Linked DNA regions of Homo sapiens: region 2 is linked to region 1. The links are chromatin contacts, found by Hi-C or POLR2A ChIA-PET in ENCODE. All regions are on one chromosome and are shown on one strand. The core of a region is the stretch at or near the end of the contact, and the rest is flanking DNA. Distances in the headings are between cores, read along the strand shown. Region 1 holds the start of ZNF232 (zinc finger protein 232). Region 2 holds the start of CAMTA2 (calmodulin binding transcription activator 2).

What was found. A loop is a pair of places that touch in the nucleus more often than their neighbours do. ChIA-PET counts read pairs that join two places held with the same protein, here RNA polymerase II (POLR2A). Pooled maps may share reads with other maps.
Region 2: a loop to region 1 is called in a map of B cell, with 3 times the contacts of the local background. The contact joins the promoter of CAMTA2 here to the promoter of ZNF232 in region 1. A Hi-C loop is called at or near these places in 5 of 168 maps with a recorded cell type or tissue (B cell, CD8-positive, alpha-beta T cell, dorsolateral prefrontal cortex and 1 more), 5 of 37 single-sample maps with no recorded cell type and 14 of 50 pooled maps. POLR2A ChIA-PET finds 5 or more read pairs at or near these places in 5 of 52 experiments (A549, CD4-positive, alpha-beta memory T cell, HEK293 and 2 more).

The regions. Positions count from the first base shown.
Region 1 is chr17:5,110,068-5,117,405 of GRCh38, forward strand. ZNF232 (zinc finger protein 232) reads right to left here and starts at 1,811. Exons shown (of 4, transcript NM_014519.6): 1 at 1,733-1,811. The coding sequence starts at 1,755. It overlaps ZNF232-AS1 (ZNF232 antisense RNA 1), which reads left to right and starts at 1,868. Exons shown (of 3, transcript NR_135658.1): 1 at 1,868-2,034; 2 at 3,319-3,385; 3 at 4,091-4,315. USP6 (ubiquitin specific peptidase 6) reads left to right here and starts at 5,965. Exons shown (of 38, transcript NM_001304284.2): 1 at 5,965-6,673. RefSeq lists an enhancer at 2,122-2,171.
Region 2 is chr17:4,984,832-4,992,169 of GRCh38, forward strand. It overlaps CAMTA2 (calmodulin binding transcription activator 2), which reads right to left and starts at 2,844. Exons shown (of 23, transcript NM_015099.4): 1 at 2,762-2,844; 2 at 1,361-1,455; 3 at 1,049-1,152. The coding sequence starts at 1,391. It overlaps INCA1 (inhibitor of CDK, cyclin A1 interacting protein 1), which reads right to left. Exons shown (of 7, transcript NM_001394789.1): 3 at 5,321-5,434; 4 at 5,059-5,098; 5 at 4,597-4,793; 6 at 3,948-4,113; 7 at 3,299-3,723. The coding sequence ends at 3,574. It overlaps CAMTA2-AS1 (CAMTA2 antisense RNA 1), which reads left to right and starts at 2,913. Exons shown (of 3, transcript NR_187235.1): 1 at 2,913-3,394; 2 at 3,585-3,761; 3 at 3,856-5,114. RefSeq lists a silencer at 2,324-2,863.

The DNA.
Region 1 (7,338 bases), core at 561-3,060:
TTTTAGTAGGGACGGGGTTTTGCCATATTGGCCAGGCTGGTCTTGAACTCCTGACCTCAGGTGACCCACCCACCTCGGCCTCCCAAAGTGGTAGGATTACAGGCATGAGCCACCGCGCCCGTCCTCCTCTTCTTTTTTCATTCATTAAACATATACATATACTCAACACTCCAAAGAGCCAAACCCTGTCCTATGCCCTGTAGTCCCGCTTTTTCTTCCACCCCTCCCCAGAATTCTGCTGCACTAAGTCAATGTTTTTGAGAAACTTGCACCGTGGTAGAAACGGGGATGTAAAGTGGTTTTCTATAATACAACTAATTAAATGCCATTGACAGGAAAAATGTATCAAGAAAAAAAAAGTTCTGGGGGCCTATGGGAAGAAATGACTATTGGAAGAAATAAGTTTGAAGCAAAACCCAAGTTTCCAGATGCAGAGCCCAGAGCCGAGCAGCTTTCAGTGCAAGGTGGAATGTGTTGGGGAGGCAGCCTCCTCTGAGATGGCTCCTCCCTGCTTTCAAAAATTTCTGAAGTAGTAGCTACAGCAAAAGAAAAATATAAGTCCCCTTTAAGGAGCTGGATCTCATTCAAATGCCAAAGCCCTATTAAGGGGCAGCTATGAACAAGTCTCGGGTACAGTGGCCTGCGTCAAGGAAATCTAACAGGTGTAAACCAAAAAAGCATCTGAGATAGGTCTCAACCAATTTAGGGGTTATTTTGCTAAGGTTGAGGATGCACCCAGGAAAAAGACACACAAGCCACAGTAGGATCCGTGGCTCGCACTTTTACCAAAGAGGGTTTTGAGGGCTTCAATTTAATGGGGAGAAAGCTGGCAGGAGGGGAAGGAGGAGAGAAGAGGGAGGGTATGTGGTGAGGTAAGTGGCCACATTCTTGTGAGGATTTGATTAGAGCTCACTGAATCCACATGTTGCACGTGAAAAGAGGAAGTCAATTATGAATTTGTCTCGTGCTCAGTAAATCTGCATTTTACACAAGATAAGGTAGACATACAGTAGAGGAAGAAGTCAAATATGCTTTGTCTCTGGGTGGGTGGAGGAACGATTTCTAGTCTTGTCCGGTGAAGCTCGGCTGTTCGTTTCCATTGCCAGGGTGAGGGAGGCCACCTGGGGGCATATGTTGCTTTCTATCTTGCAGCTATCGGTTTAGGAACAAAAGGAAAAGCAGTTTTTTTCCGTGACTCAGTTTCCAAGCTTAACTTTTCCCTTTGTCATAGTAAGTTTGGGGTCCTGAGATTTTATTTTCCTTTCACACAGGGAAGGAGGTGGAACGCATCAGAGGCCACGAAAGGAGCACAAAGGGGGACCGCTGGCCTAAGACAAAGGAGGCGCGAGGAAAAACGCGGAGCTCGCGTCTCCCAGGGTGATGCCCGGCGCCGCTGGCCCCAGCAAAACTTCTCTACCCCGGCCTCGGGCAGGTGCCCGCCCGGGGAGGGGGCTGTCGTCCAGGCCAGGTACAACTCCCCTTCCCACCCTTCACTCCCTACCCAAGGGTCTCGAGAAAAGAGAAGAGGAACATCAAGACCCCCCTCCACGGCACGTGACGCGACGCAACGCAGGTAGCGCAGCGCGGGCACCACGGGCAACCCAAACCCCTCTCCACACACAACCGCGGAGCTGCCTGCCAGGCCTGCTCACTGCAGAGCCGCCGCTGCCTGCGGGACGGGCAAAAGCCAAGCCGCCAGGTGGACCTCGGGGAAGCCGCCGCCAACACTCACCTCACAGGACCAGGAGGTTCCATCGGGGCGCTGCCGCGAATCGCGCCACTTACAGCCCTCACCCCAGGGGCAGGTTTGCGCCTGCGCAGGTCGCAGCCTCGGCCTCCAACTCCCAGAATCCTCCTCGCCGCCGGCTTCCGTTCGCGGACTTTGGCCCAGGCGCGTGGGCGCTGCCGAGAGGCTGGGAGCCCGGGAACCGGTTCCTGGACTTGAGCGGAGCGAGAAAGAGCGCGCCGCCTGCACGACTGGACTGGAGCGGCCGGGTGCCCTGGAGGCCCCTGGGAATTGCAGTCCTTGCGCAGGTGGAGAGTGAGCCCTTGTAAGCGGGTGACTTCATCAAGTTTGGGGGGTCTCTTGTGGAATTGTACCTGAAGGGCGGTGCTGGCGGACAGATGTCAGGGAAATTCTGGCCTTGTCCATGGCCTGTGGTAACACTTCTCCATGAGTTCTATTTTCCAATTACCTCTTCCCAGACCTGATGAGAGGGCCACAGCTAAGGAAGACGGTCCCTTCCACGAAAAAATATTCCCCAACCACTAGCCTGTACAATTCCTGGGGCGTAGGGGGAGGGGAGGAGAAAAAAGAATTCTAAGGTTAATTTTATTGCGATGGGGGAAATAGGGGTTGGTGTTTTTTTGTTGTTGTTATTTTTTATTTTATTTATTTATTTGAGACGGAGTCTTGCTCTGTCGCCCAGGCTGGAGTGCAGTGGCGCGATCTTGGCTCACTGCAAGCTCCGCCTCCCGGGTTCACGCCATTCTCCTGCCTCAGCCTCCTGAGTAGCTGGGACTAGAGGCGCCCGCCACCACGCCCGGCTAATTTTTTTTTTTTGGTAGGAGACACGGCGTTTCACCATATTAGCCAGGATGGTCTCGATCTCCTGACCTCGTGATCCGCCCGTCTCGGCCTCCCAAAGTGCTGGGTTTACAGGCGCCCGGCCGATTATTTTTTATTTTTTTTTTGAGACATGGTGGCCAACATGGTGAAACCCTGTCTCTATTAAAAATACAAAAAGGTTAGCTGGGCGTGGTGGCGGGCGCCTGTAGTCCCCACTACTCAGGAGGCAGGAGAATCGTTTGAACCCGGGAGGCAGAGGTTGCAATAAGCTGAGATTGTGCCACTGCACTCTAGCCTGGGCGACAGAGTGAGACTCCGTCTCAAAAAAAAAATTAATTAAAAATAAATTTATCTCACTATCAATTTTGCAGGATATTGATTGATCCAGTCTCTCAATACTTTTATAAAATAGCTTAATCCTAGTCTCTCCAAGAAAAATTGTTGTTCAACTGTGTAGTACCATAGTAACAGTTCTCAGATTCTCAGATTATTAAATTTGTTTCTCCAAGATATAGTATCCTTGAAAATGCGCATTGACACCCCCATGGCTGGGGGATATATTATCTTTTTTCCTTCAAAGTGCCATTGATAATTACTGCACGTAGGAGCTATGGATAAAAATAGTTATCATTTGTTGAATGTCTACTACGTGTCTAGAACTATGCCAGGAACTTAATGAAATTGTCTTATTTAGTCTTCACAGTTGCTCCACAAGGGATTGTATTAATGTCATTATCTTGATTTTACAGATGAGAAAACTCAAGACTCAGAAACAATAAAGGTTACAGAGATGAAATTGACAGAGCCTGAATTTCAGTATGTCAAACTTCAATGTGCCATTATACTTTTAAATCCTACAGAACAGATTGAATCACAACTTCTACTTTTACATGAGAGAAGACAATGGGTCCTATGACTTACTGTCAGTTTCCTTTTCCTGATTTAATTAGCTGCTTCTGTATCTAATTTTGCTAGGAATGGAGGAATAAGGCAAATTCCCTAAACTACATATTGACATTTATACTAATGTGAAAACCTCAAGTCCATTTGCAGACTTTTGGATTAGATTCTGTCCCAGAAAGACATCCACCCTAGAGTTCAGGATATCATACCCATTTTACTGTTCCCCTGGCACAATTCATAGTAAGGAAAAACAGACAAGGGGAAAGCTATTAGATTCTCGGTGCTGCTAAACAGGACACACAAGGACACCATTTTGTGATGATGATGGTGCTTTATGCAGCTTCCACCATTTACAAGATTTTCCTGTGGTGTGGAACCTCTCATGATAAAGCAAAGGAACTAGAAGCTTATTCCAGTCAAGATTTCTGATTTATCTTGTGGTAAGCATTTGGGAAGGACATATCTGCACATGACCTGAGACTAAGTACTATACACTGAATCAGATGAAAATTGCTCTTAGGAAGCTTACAATTTTCCAAATAGTTAGGACAAAAACAAACTCTCCTTCTCTCTTCCTATATGTACATACTGACATCTTTATCATTACTGTCTTCCTAGGGTTATGATTCTGTATGGTTTCTTTGGTGCTGCATTAGACCTGAGCTCTGATTGAAAATTCTTCCACGCTCGCTACATTCCAAAACTTTATCTCCAATATGAATTTCCAGATGCCTCACAAGGTCTGAGCTCCATCTGAAGGCTTTCCCATGCTTGTCACATTCATAGGGCTTTTCTCCACTATGAATTCTATGATGTCGAATAAAGTGTGAGCTCTGATTACAAGTCTTTGAACATTCATTGCATTCACAAAGTTTCTTTCCACTGTGAATTCTTTGATGCTGAATAAGTTGTGAGCTCCCCTTCAAATCTTTCCCACACCCAATGCATTTATAAGGCCTCTCTCTCACCTTGTATGGATTCTCTGATGTTCTGTAAGGACTGAGTTCTGGCCAGGCGCAGTGGCTCACGCCTGTAATCCCAGCACTTTGGGAAACCGAGGCGGGTGGATCAGCTGGGCTCAGGAGTTCGAGACCAGCCTGGCCAGCATGGTGAAAGCCCCTCTCTACTAAAAATACAAAAATTAGCCGGGTGTGGTGGTGGGTGCCTGTAATCCCAGCTAATTGGGAGGCTGGGGCTGGAGAATTACTTGAACCTGGGAGGTGGAGGTTGCAGTGAGCCGAGATCGGGCCACTGCACTCCAGCCTGGCAGCAGTGTGAGACTCCGTCCCAAAAAATAACAAACAAACAAAAAAGACACCAGAGGGCTTTGGGTCCCTCTCTCTCTGCCATGTGAGGACCCTGTGAGAAGGCAGCCAGGGAGCTCTCACCAGAACCTGACCATGTTGGGCCCTGGTCACAGCCTTGCAGCCTCCAAAACTGAGAAAATAAATTTCTGTTGTCTGGCATCCAGTCTATGGTATTTTGTTACGGCAGCCCGAGCTAAGACAGAGGAAAACTGGGGGCTGATGTGACGGCGGGGACTTTAGGTAGAAGGACCCCACGTCAAAAGTCAAAGCTAAAAATTCTGGAACGAGCCAGGAAGGCATCAGGACGTCTCATTTTATTTGCTAGAGGCATCTTTTGGGGGGTGGGGCGGTGGGTGGGTGGAAGGAGATGTGGCCAGTGAGCCTCTGACTTTTAATTGAGTTATTTCGAAACAAGGAACAGAGGGCCGGATGTGGTGGGTCGTGCCTGTAATTCCAGCACTTTGCGAGGCCGAGGCCAGTGGATCACCTGAGGTCAGGAGTTCAAGACCAGCCTGGCCAACATGGTGAAACCCTCTCTCTACTAAAAATACAAAATTAGCCTGGCGTGGTGGGGGGCGCCTGTAATCCCAGCTACTCGGGAGGCTGAGGCGGGACAACAGCTTTAACCCGGGAGGCGGAGGTTACAGTGAGCCGAGATGGCGCCACTGCACTCCGGCTTGGGCAACAGAGCAAGACTCCGTCTCCAAAAACACACACACACACACACACAAAACCCAAAACGGAACAGAGGCAGTTCTGTATTCCAGAGGGATTGATTTGTGATGCCTGCTCAAAACTCAAGAAGCCACCACCCTGATACTCATCAAACCCCGGAGAAATTTCGTTTTTAGAGTGTCAGAAGGCCCCATGAATAACCTTCCAGTCACTGAGGGAGGTCCCTACTCAGCACGCCCCGGTCTCCTTCACTCTCCTGCACTCGTGCCTCACAGATGGCCTCATGCGCGGACTGGCGGTCCAGCCTCCCGGGGACACAGCCCGGGCGCACCCCGCGCCGCCTTTGGCCACTGAGGCGGTCCTCGAGGCGCCGGGCTAGGGAAAGCCTCCCCGGCCGTCAAGGCTGGGATAGCGCCGGGGGATCGGGGCGGGGTGCGTGCGCCGAAAGGGCCTCAAAGCTGTAGGGCTGGACGGCACAAAGGGGCGCAAGGCACGGAGGCCAGGCAGAGGGGACAGCTAGCGGCGCGGCGGGACGGGCGGGCCCCGACGCCCAGCTCCAAATGCGTGGCCGCTGTGGGAGCTCGTCTCCAGGCGCCCATCAGTCTTCCCCTCACTCGACGCTACCTTGGCGGCCGCGCCCATGCTGTCCCCGCTCCAACTAGCAGTCAGGAGGGGCCGCGGGCAGCGCTCGAGACGCTCATTGAGAGGACTTCCCGCCTGCGGGCTCTCTGCTCGACGCCACTCCCGGCCCCGCTCCGGGCGGCCCCCCTCACCACTCCCGGCCCCGCTCCCGGCGGCCCGCCTCACCACTCCCGGCTTCCCGGGGCTTAGGCCCGCACCATCGAGTCGAACCGAGTCCTCATGTTTTCCTAGACAAGCCGCTGGGGGAGAGGGGAAACACTTCTGGCCCATGTGAGCCGCCGTCTCGTGTGGTGTCTGAGGGGCGTCTACCTGGAGTCACTGAGCCGACGAAAGGGAAAAGGCCAGTGCCTGTCCGGGAAGAGCTCAGCCTAGTGGGGCGGGCGACAAGTTACAGTTGCTGCCTTACGATGGCCGTGGCCCGTGGAGGCACTAGACCCTCACCAGGGGTCTGTCAGGAAAGGCGGGCAGATACGTGAGGCCTGAACAGGAAGGAACTGGGAGACCCAAGACTGTACCGCCAAGACCGCTTTCGAGTCGGGCCGACCGGAATTTGAATTCGTTTCTTCACTTACTAGTTGTGAGTCTTTGGGCAAATTTGCCTTTCTAGAGCGTAGTTTCTTATGTATAAAACAGGGTTAACAGTTGCACTCACTGAGGTAAATACAAGAGAAAATTGATGGTAAGTGCTTATCACGGTACCCAACACATAGCAAGTACTGAAAAGTGATGGAGCTAGGTACGGAGGGAGCAATCTTCACAGAGGGAACAGCTCGTGGAAAGGCCACAGGGCAAGAGGGCGGTGCCTACATTCTTGGGGAACTGCAGAGAGTTCATGGGTAAATAATAGGAAGGAAAGGTAAGTACTTTGCAGAAAGCCTTCCCCAGCTAGGTGAGACTCCCCACTGTAGTATCATATGCCTCTCCTTTTTGGCACTTATGGTTGCAACTTTATTAATGATTCTAATTAGTTTCTCTTCTACAATTATAAGTTCCATCAGGCCAGAGACTTGTCCATTTATGCTCACCCTGCTTTGTAGCACCCGCTGCTTAACACATATTAAAAGCTCGATAAGCCTGGGCGAGGGGGCTCAAGCCTCTAATCCCAGCACTTTGGGAGGCCGAGGCGGGTGGATCATGAGGTCAGGAGTTTGAGACCAGCCTGACCAACATGGTGAAACCCCCTCTCTACAAAAAATACAAAAATTAGCCGGGTGTGGAGGCACACACCTGTAATCCCAGCTA
Region 2 (7,338 bases), core at 1,594-4,093, 120 kb before region 1:
AACATAGTGAAACCCCATCTCTACTAAAAATACAAAAATTAGCCAGGTGTGGTGGCGTGCCTGTAGTCCCAGCTACTCCGGAGGCTGAGGCAGGAGAATGGCGTAAACCTGGGAGGCAGAGCTTGCAGTGAGCCGAGATCGCGCCACTGCACTCCAGCCTGGGCGACAGAGCGAGACTCCATCTCAAAAAAAAAACAAACAAAAATTAGCCGGGCGTGGAGGCACATGCCTGTAATCCCAGCTACTTGGGAGGCTGAGGCAGGGGAATCACTTGAATCCAGGAGGCGGGGGTTGCAGTGAGCCAAGATCGCGCCATTGTACTCCAGCCTGGGCAACAAGAGCGAGACTCCGTCTCAAAAAAAAAGGCCCTGGAGTAAGTTAGATAAACTATGAGGTAAATCAGTTTCCTCATCAATAACATAGGAGCAATAACAGGGCTTGCTCTATAGAACCGTTAGAGGATTAAATGAGACAAGGCAGGCCAAATGTTTAGCACGGTGCCCAGTATGTAAGGAATACTTTACTGGCAGTAGCTTTTGTTTTTACCCAGGTGGCTATGCCACAGAAAAGAGGGCTCCTTCAAGATCCATGTCTTTTTGTTTTTGTTTTTGAGACGGAGTCTCACTCTGTCACCCAGGCTGGAGTGCAGTGGCGTGATCTCAGCTCACTGCAGCCTCCGCCTCCCTGGCTCAAGTAATTCTCCCGCCTCAGCCTCTCGAGTAGCTGGGATTACAGGCGTACATCACCACGCCTGGCTGCTTTTTGTATTTTTAGTAGAGACGGGGTTCCACCATGTTTGCCAGGCTGGTCTTGAACTCCTGACCTCAGATGATCCACCCGCCTCAGCCTCCCAAAGTGCTGGGATTACAGGCATGAGCCACCATGCCCGGCCAAGATCCATGTTTTTATACCTCTCCTAGGATCCCCAAAGAGCTTAGAATGGTGCTCTGCACTTAGGAGTGTTGACAGACACGGAAAGACCCCCCACTCACCCTCCTCCAGCCTACTAGGTCTTGCTGGGCCCCAACCCCCAGCCTCCCTAGAAAACCTCATTTGTATTCCACCGTAGCCTCTCTGGAGGCAGCAGCGGGCAGCGAGGAAGACACTCCAGCAGCTTCTTGGGGAGAAAGATCTTCAGGTGGTGGCTGTTTTCTAAAGGGAATTAGAAGGGAGGGTTTAGTGTGCTACCCTGGGGCATCCCTGTGATAGTCCAAGGGGAAAGGGCTGAAGGCAATACAGAGCACTGGGGAAAACTGAAACCTCACTAAGGAGAACAGAAAATCCAAGAATTAGAGGGCCACTAAAGCGTGGGGAGAACGAAAGGCTGTGGCCACATTGGGAACCTGGTTTGTGAACTTACCAGCAACCTCGGTGGTGTCCTTGGTATTCATGGTGAGGGCTCCAGGGGGCAAGGTCACCCCCGGCCTGAGGGGCCGGGGGGAGGGGGAGTCTGTGCTGGGAAGGGAGAGAACAAGGTCATGGCAGAAGCCCCCACATTAATCCAGGATGAGAAGTATGAGGTAGGGAGTGGGTATAGAACTGGGTCATAGTATCTGGGAAGGATGAGGAAAGGGAGGGAGGGGCTGACTGTGATGTGACAGTAGAAGAGAGAACAACACACAGTGCCCGGAGCCAATATGAGTGAGCAGACTGGACAGGAAGAGTGAGCAGGAAGAAATGGGTTGGGGTGGGGGAGCGGGGAGAAGACTGGCAGGGCTTGGGCCTCAGAGGCCCTAAACCTTGAGCTTTTGCACAGACTGGGGCTATGGTTGGGTCAGGTCCTGGGGGTTGGGACTCAGGCCATCCGGTCCTTGGAGGATGGTTTGGCAAGAGAGCCTGGATCCTGGGGGCAGGGCAGGAGATTCTACCTCCGGTAGAAGCTAGGCCTTTAGAAGACACGCCCTGAGTTCCTTCTCTGTTTGATTTTTCCAAGGGGAAGGGCAGATCTGATAACTGAACCTAACCTATTCTCTCCTCCAGGTTGGTTAGGACCTGATAGAATCTGGGCCAGACACCCAGATTCCCACCCTCAGGACAACCCACCCTCCGGCTGACAGCCCTCTCTACGTAGCTCCCTCTCCCCAAACGCCTCTGCCTCCCCTGGCCTCCAGGCCTAGCCTACCCCATCTACCGCTCTGGCTCCAGCCTGAGCCCCCCGCCCTCCTCGGGGAACAGATGGGAGCTGGCGGAGGCTCTCAGCACGGGCTCCGCCAGGTGTCCAGGATGGAGATGGGAGGAGGCCCGTCGGGCTCGGCTATGTGCAGTGAAGCTGGGGTTGGGGTAAGGACTCCGCCCCAGGGCGCAGGTGCGCAGTCCTGGCTAGGCAGCCTGCCAGGGTGCGGAGCGGGAGCGGGTCCTTGGGCTGCACTTGGGCGGCGCCGGATCGGACGCTTGGCACTCTGGGCGGCCCCCCGGCGGAGTGGTGGTCCCAGGAGAACCTCCGAGGTGGGAGGGTCCCGCCCGCATAGAGGGATGTTCTGGAGAAGCCGGGAGCAGAGTCCGCGGGCACGCGGTGGGCGAGGGACAGTGCAGGTGCCGGGTGCGGGGGTCTCCGGGACAGTCCCCGGCACGCGCTGGTCCGCCGTGGGGCCCTGCGGTGAGCGGCGCCCCCTGGCGCGGGGGAGGAGGACGGAAGCGGGAGGTGAGGGCGAACCGGGAAGAGGGACGGTGGTCCCTGGCGCGGCGCTCCGCGTCGGGACCTGGAGGAGCTGCGCCCTCTGGCGCGGGGGCGGAGAGGCGGGCGAGAGGCCCTGGCTCTTACCTCCCGGGGTCCCGCGGGTGACGGCGGCAGCGGCCATTCTACCCCACACCGACCCCCCCCAGCGCCGGCTGACAGCGGCGTCTAACGTCACTGCGCACGGGGCGGGGCCTCCCAATTAAGGGGATGAGGGTCAGGAAGGGAACCTGGGGTCAGCACACGTGGAGTTCTGGGTGGGGCGCTGGGCAGAGGGACTCGGCTTCTAGGGCTCTGAGCCAGGCCGAGGGACAGACTGCTGGGAAGTCCCCAAAAGGGCAGCAGCACTGAGGGGCAGGATTCCAGGGTCCTGGAGGCGGAAGCTCGGCCGACTGACTCCCAGTTCGAGAGAACGGGGCGGGGGCAGCCCACCAGTGCTGGAACCCGAGGGGCCGGGCGAGGAACGCTGGACTGGGAGCAGGACCCTTCTCGCCTCGGACAAGACTCCTTGTCTGGGGACCCAGCCCGACTTCATTGTAGCTGGGTCCTCGAGAAAGCGAAAGGAGCCCTCCTTCCCCATTGGCCTCTCCATCGCTGCATCCCAAGAAGAAAGACAACTCGGGCTCCACTTGCTTGCTTTTTAATAACAGAGCAGAGAGAATACAAGGCCAGGAGCGGGGCCTGGAGGAAAACAGGACTTGGGGTGCTCCTGTGAGAGCGGTGGGTTGAGATGGGAGCCCACGGGGGCTGTTAATGCCTAGTTCAGAGGATGGGAAAGGCAGTTGGAGAGACGAAGGAAGGGGAAACGCCTTCATGTCAGCAATGAGGGTGACTCTAGTGACGGAACTAGTCTTGGGTCCCTGGGGCACCACTAGCCTCTCGGCATCGGTGGTTTCTCCTTACTCTTCAGACGCTGCCAACTCCATCCCCCAGGGATTGTGAAGGGGGTTCCTTCTGGCTGTGACAGTGCTGAACGAGGCCAGAGAGTGCAGCTGCCTGGAGGCACAAGCCTCCTCCTGATCCAGGGGGCTCCAGGGAGACCAAAGCAGCTGTCAAGATGAGAGAAATTGAAAAAGAAAATGGAAAAGTAGGTCTTCTTTCCAGATTTCCTAGTACCCAAGCTTAGGTACCTCGAAGTCTCTGGTTCTCACCTACGTTATTTTTGTTTCTCTCAAATCCAGCTCTCCAGCCTGGCTCTCAGCTTCTGCATCTCCATGCAAGACCAGAGACCCACATCACTCCCTCACTCCACCCAGTTCCACTCCAACAATACCTGGGCCCTGCCAGGAGTGAGAAAACGGTCCTCTTCCTGTGGATAGGTTGCTCTCTCCTCTTCCAGATCAGGGTATTCATTGGTGCTGGGGAATCCACAGCCCTCTTCGCCAAGCACCACTGGCTCAGATGCAGCCCCAGAGCTGCCCCACTGGGCCTTCTTCAGTCTGTGGAGACTTTAGGCTGAGGAGAGAAGTGCCTGGAGGCCAGGCTTCCTGTCTCTCCATTCTTCACCTTTCTGTTCTGAAATACTTCCTGCTGGGACTCCAGGGAGTTGTCATTTGACCTTTAACCCTCCACTCCCAATTTTCTGCTCCCCTCAGACTGAAGCATATTGTCTAGGAACCCAGAGGTGACCCCAACCTCCCCACTGTCCTCCAGTTCTATGGTTTGCTTTCCTGTCTTCAGTGATCTAGTTTCCACTCCTTCCAGCTCATGTGGCTCATCCTCCTTACTGCAGTTCCCTCCTTCTTTCCATATTACAGAAATCTGTTTCAATCACACCAAAGCCCACAGCTTCCTTCCAAGCAACCTCCCCTCAAAGCTCCCCTCAAACCTCCCCTCAAAGCTGTCAACCCCTTCCTTAGCTCAAACTGTTCTGCCCCCAAATCCTGCATGACTCCCAGAACCCAGATGTCTCCCTTCCTTACTCGTTGATGATGCTCTGACGCCTTCTTAGGTCCTCCAGGTGGTAAGTGACAGCCCTCACCCGGGCGGGGACTCCCCCAAGGCCCTGCTGCTGCATTCCTTCCAAACATGGCCTCCTCTTCTTTCTTCTCCAAAGCATTTCAGGGGGTGGGAGCTGCTCAGGAGGATACAGACCAAGCTGGGAGCAACCAGTGGCTCTCTGTGCCAGAGAATGGGGAAAAAGAGCTAGAAAGAAGAACTGGCTCTCTCAAGGGAGCTTGGATTGAACTAGGTAGGGAGTCTGGGGTCTTGGGAAGACCCCTGTGATCTCGAAAACATGATGACTGATTCATAGAAAGGAAGGCCTGGTCAGTGCACTGGTTGGGGAATAACAGAGGGAAGCGGTAATAAGGAGAGCTTGGGACAGGACAGCAGTGGGTGCAATTTTAACAGAGAAATGTTAAACGGCAGAGGGTCTGTCTTACCAGCATGGGTGGAATGTGCTGCTCCTCCAGCCAAGTGGGGCTGTGAAGAACAAAAAGGGGGCTATAAGTGCAGAGGGGACATGTCCATCCATATTGCTTCTTTAATAATCTCTCCCGACCTCCTTTCTGTCATTAGGAGCTACAATGTCCACCAGCCAGTGGGAAATTAACCGCAGACTAGGGCCTATTGCTATATGGGTTTATGGTAGTTTAATCCAGTTAAGACCACATCCAGTTAGTTTCCATTTTCTCCTCTACTCACGTGGGCCTTTGATTAAGGTTCTTCCAGAAGACATCTCCATAACGCTGGGGCATGGGTCTGAGGCTCTGGGAAGGCAACCTTGGGGGTGGAGATCGGCTGACCACCCTGGAACACCTGAGGTGAGGACAAGGTAGGCTCGGGTCTGGCTCTTCCCTTACAGCAGTCTACTCATCCCAAGGATTCAGGGGCCATCTTTCCATGGGACTATAAAGCTGCCCAGGTTCCCTCGGGCCATGTCCTCTCTTAACCACTTTAGCTGAAGAAGGTGGTAAGGCCTCTGCTTTGAAAGGAAATTGAAGCTGGGTTGAGGGTGGAGATTGGCTATAGTTTGACCCTCAGATCTCACTGAGTTTAAGCTCTATATCGGGGATGTCCAATCTTTTGGCTTCCTGGGCCACATTGGAAGAAGAAAAATTGTCTTGGGCCACACATAAAGTACACTAACACTGGCCGGGCGTGGTGGCTCATGCCTGTAATCCCAGCACTTTGGGAGGCTGATGTGGGTGGATCACCTGAGGTCTGGAGTCCAAGACCAGCCTGGCCAACATGTTGAAACCCCGTCTCTACTAAAATCACAAAAAATTAGCCAGGCGTGGTGGCGGGCACCTGTAATCCCAGCTACTCGGGAGGCTGAGGCAGGAGAATCACTTGAACCCGGGAGGAGGAGGTTGCAGTGAGTCGAAATCGCGCCATTGCACTCCAGCTTGGGTGACAAGAGAGAAACTCCGTCTCAAAAAAAAAATTGCAAAAAATCTCATAATATTTTATTTTATTTATGTATTTATTGAGACCGTTTCACTCTTGTCACCCAGGCTGGAGTGCAATGGCACGATCTCGGCTCACTGCAACCTCCACCTCCCGGGTTCAAGTGATTCTCCTGCCTCAGCCTCCCGAGTAGCTGGGATTACAGGCACCCACTACCACGCCCGGCCAATTTTGTATTTTTAGTAGAGACGGGGTTTTGCCATGTTAGCCAGGCTGGTCTTGAACTCCTGACCTCAGGTGATCCACCCGCCTCGGCCTCCCAAAGTGCTGGGATTACAGGTGTGAGCCATTGTGCCCGGCCTAATCTCAACGTTTTAAGAAAGTTTATGAATTTGTGTTGGACTGCTTCAAAGCCATCCTAGGCCGCAGGTTGGACAAGCTTGCTTTATACCTCATAGTTAGAGAAGGTAATATTTAGCAAGCAGAGTTGTTAAAGAGGAAGGCCTTGGCTACTCAGGTTATATGACAGATAGGATTCATTTAGGTCAATGCAAGGATCCAGGGGAGAGAACCTCTGTTTACTTCATTTGTCTCCCCATCTCAAAAGGACTAATATCCTTGTAAATAGGAGTGTGCAGAGCTGTTTGAGAACACTGCTCGTCACTTCCAAACCCCACAGGCTGAATGATGATTGCCCTCCTGATCTCTAAGAAATGGAGTATGTTAGGGCTTAGGCCTGGGGCCCTTTATCTTCTCTGTCTTCATCTCTTCTTAGGTGATCTCACCCAGTACCATGCTGTCAATAAGCTGATGACTCCCAAATCTATATATCCAGCCCTGGTTCCTCTCTGGGCTCCACTCAACATCTCCTCCCCAACCTTCCTCCTCTCAATGAAAAGCACTCAAATGCCCAGTTGCTAAGACCAAAAACATGGTATGTCTCACTTTCCCTCACCTCCCACATCTAATCCATCAGCAGTTCCTGTCAGTTTTACATCTAAAATACTGTGTACCTGAATTTGACCACTCCTCATCATTCCCACTCCTACCACCATATATTTCAGGTCATCTTCCCCTTCCTGGACTGTTGCAATGGTCTCTTCCCCCCGTCTCTGCTTCCATTCCCATCCCCCAACAATATATTCTGCACAGAACTGTGAGAGATGATCATACGAAATAATATAAGGTTTGAGATGTACTTCAAAAGAATTTGAGAAATAGGGGGCTAGATGGGTATAGAGATGAAAAGATTATCCATACAATGATAATTATTGAAGCTGACTGAAAAGGGTACATGGGGTTCATGATACTAT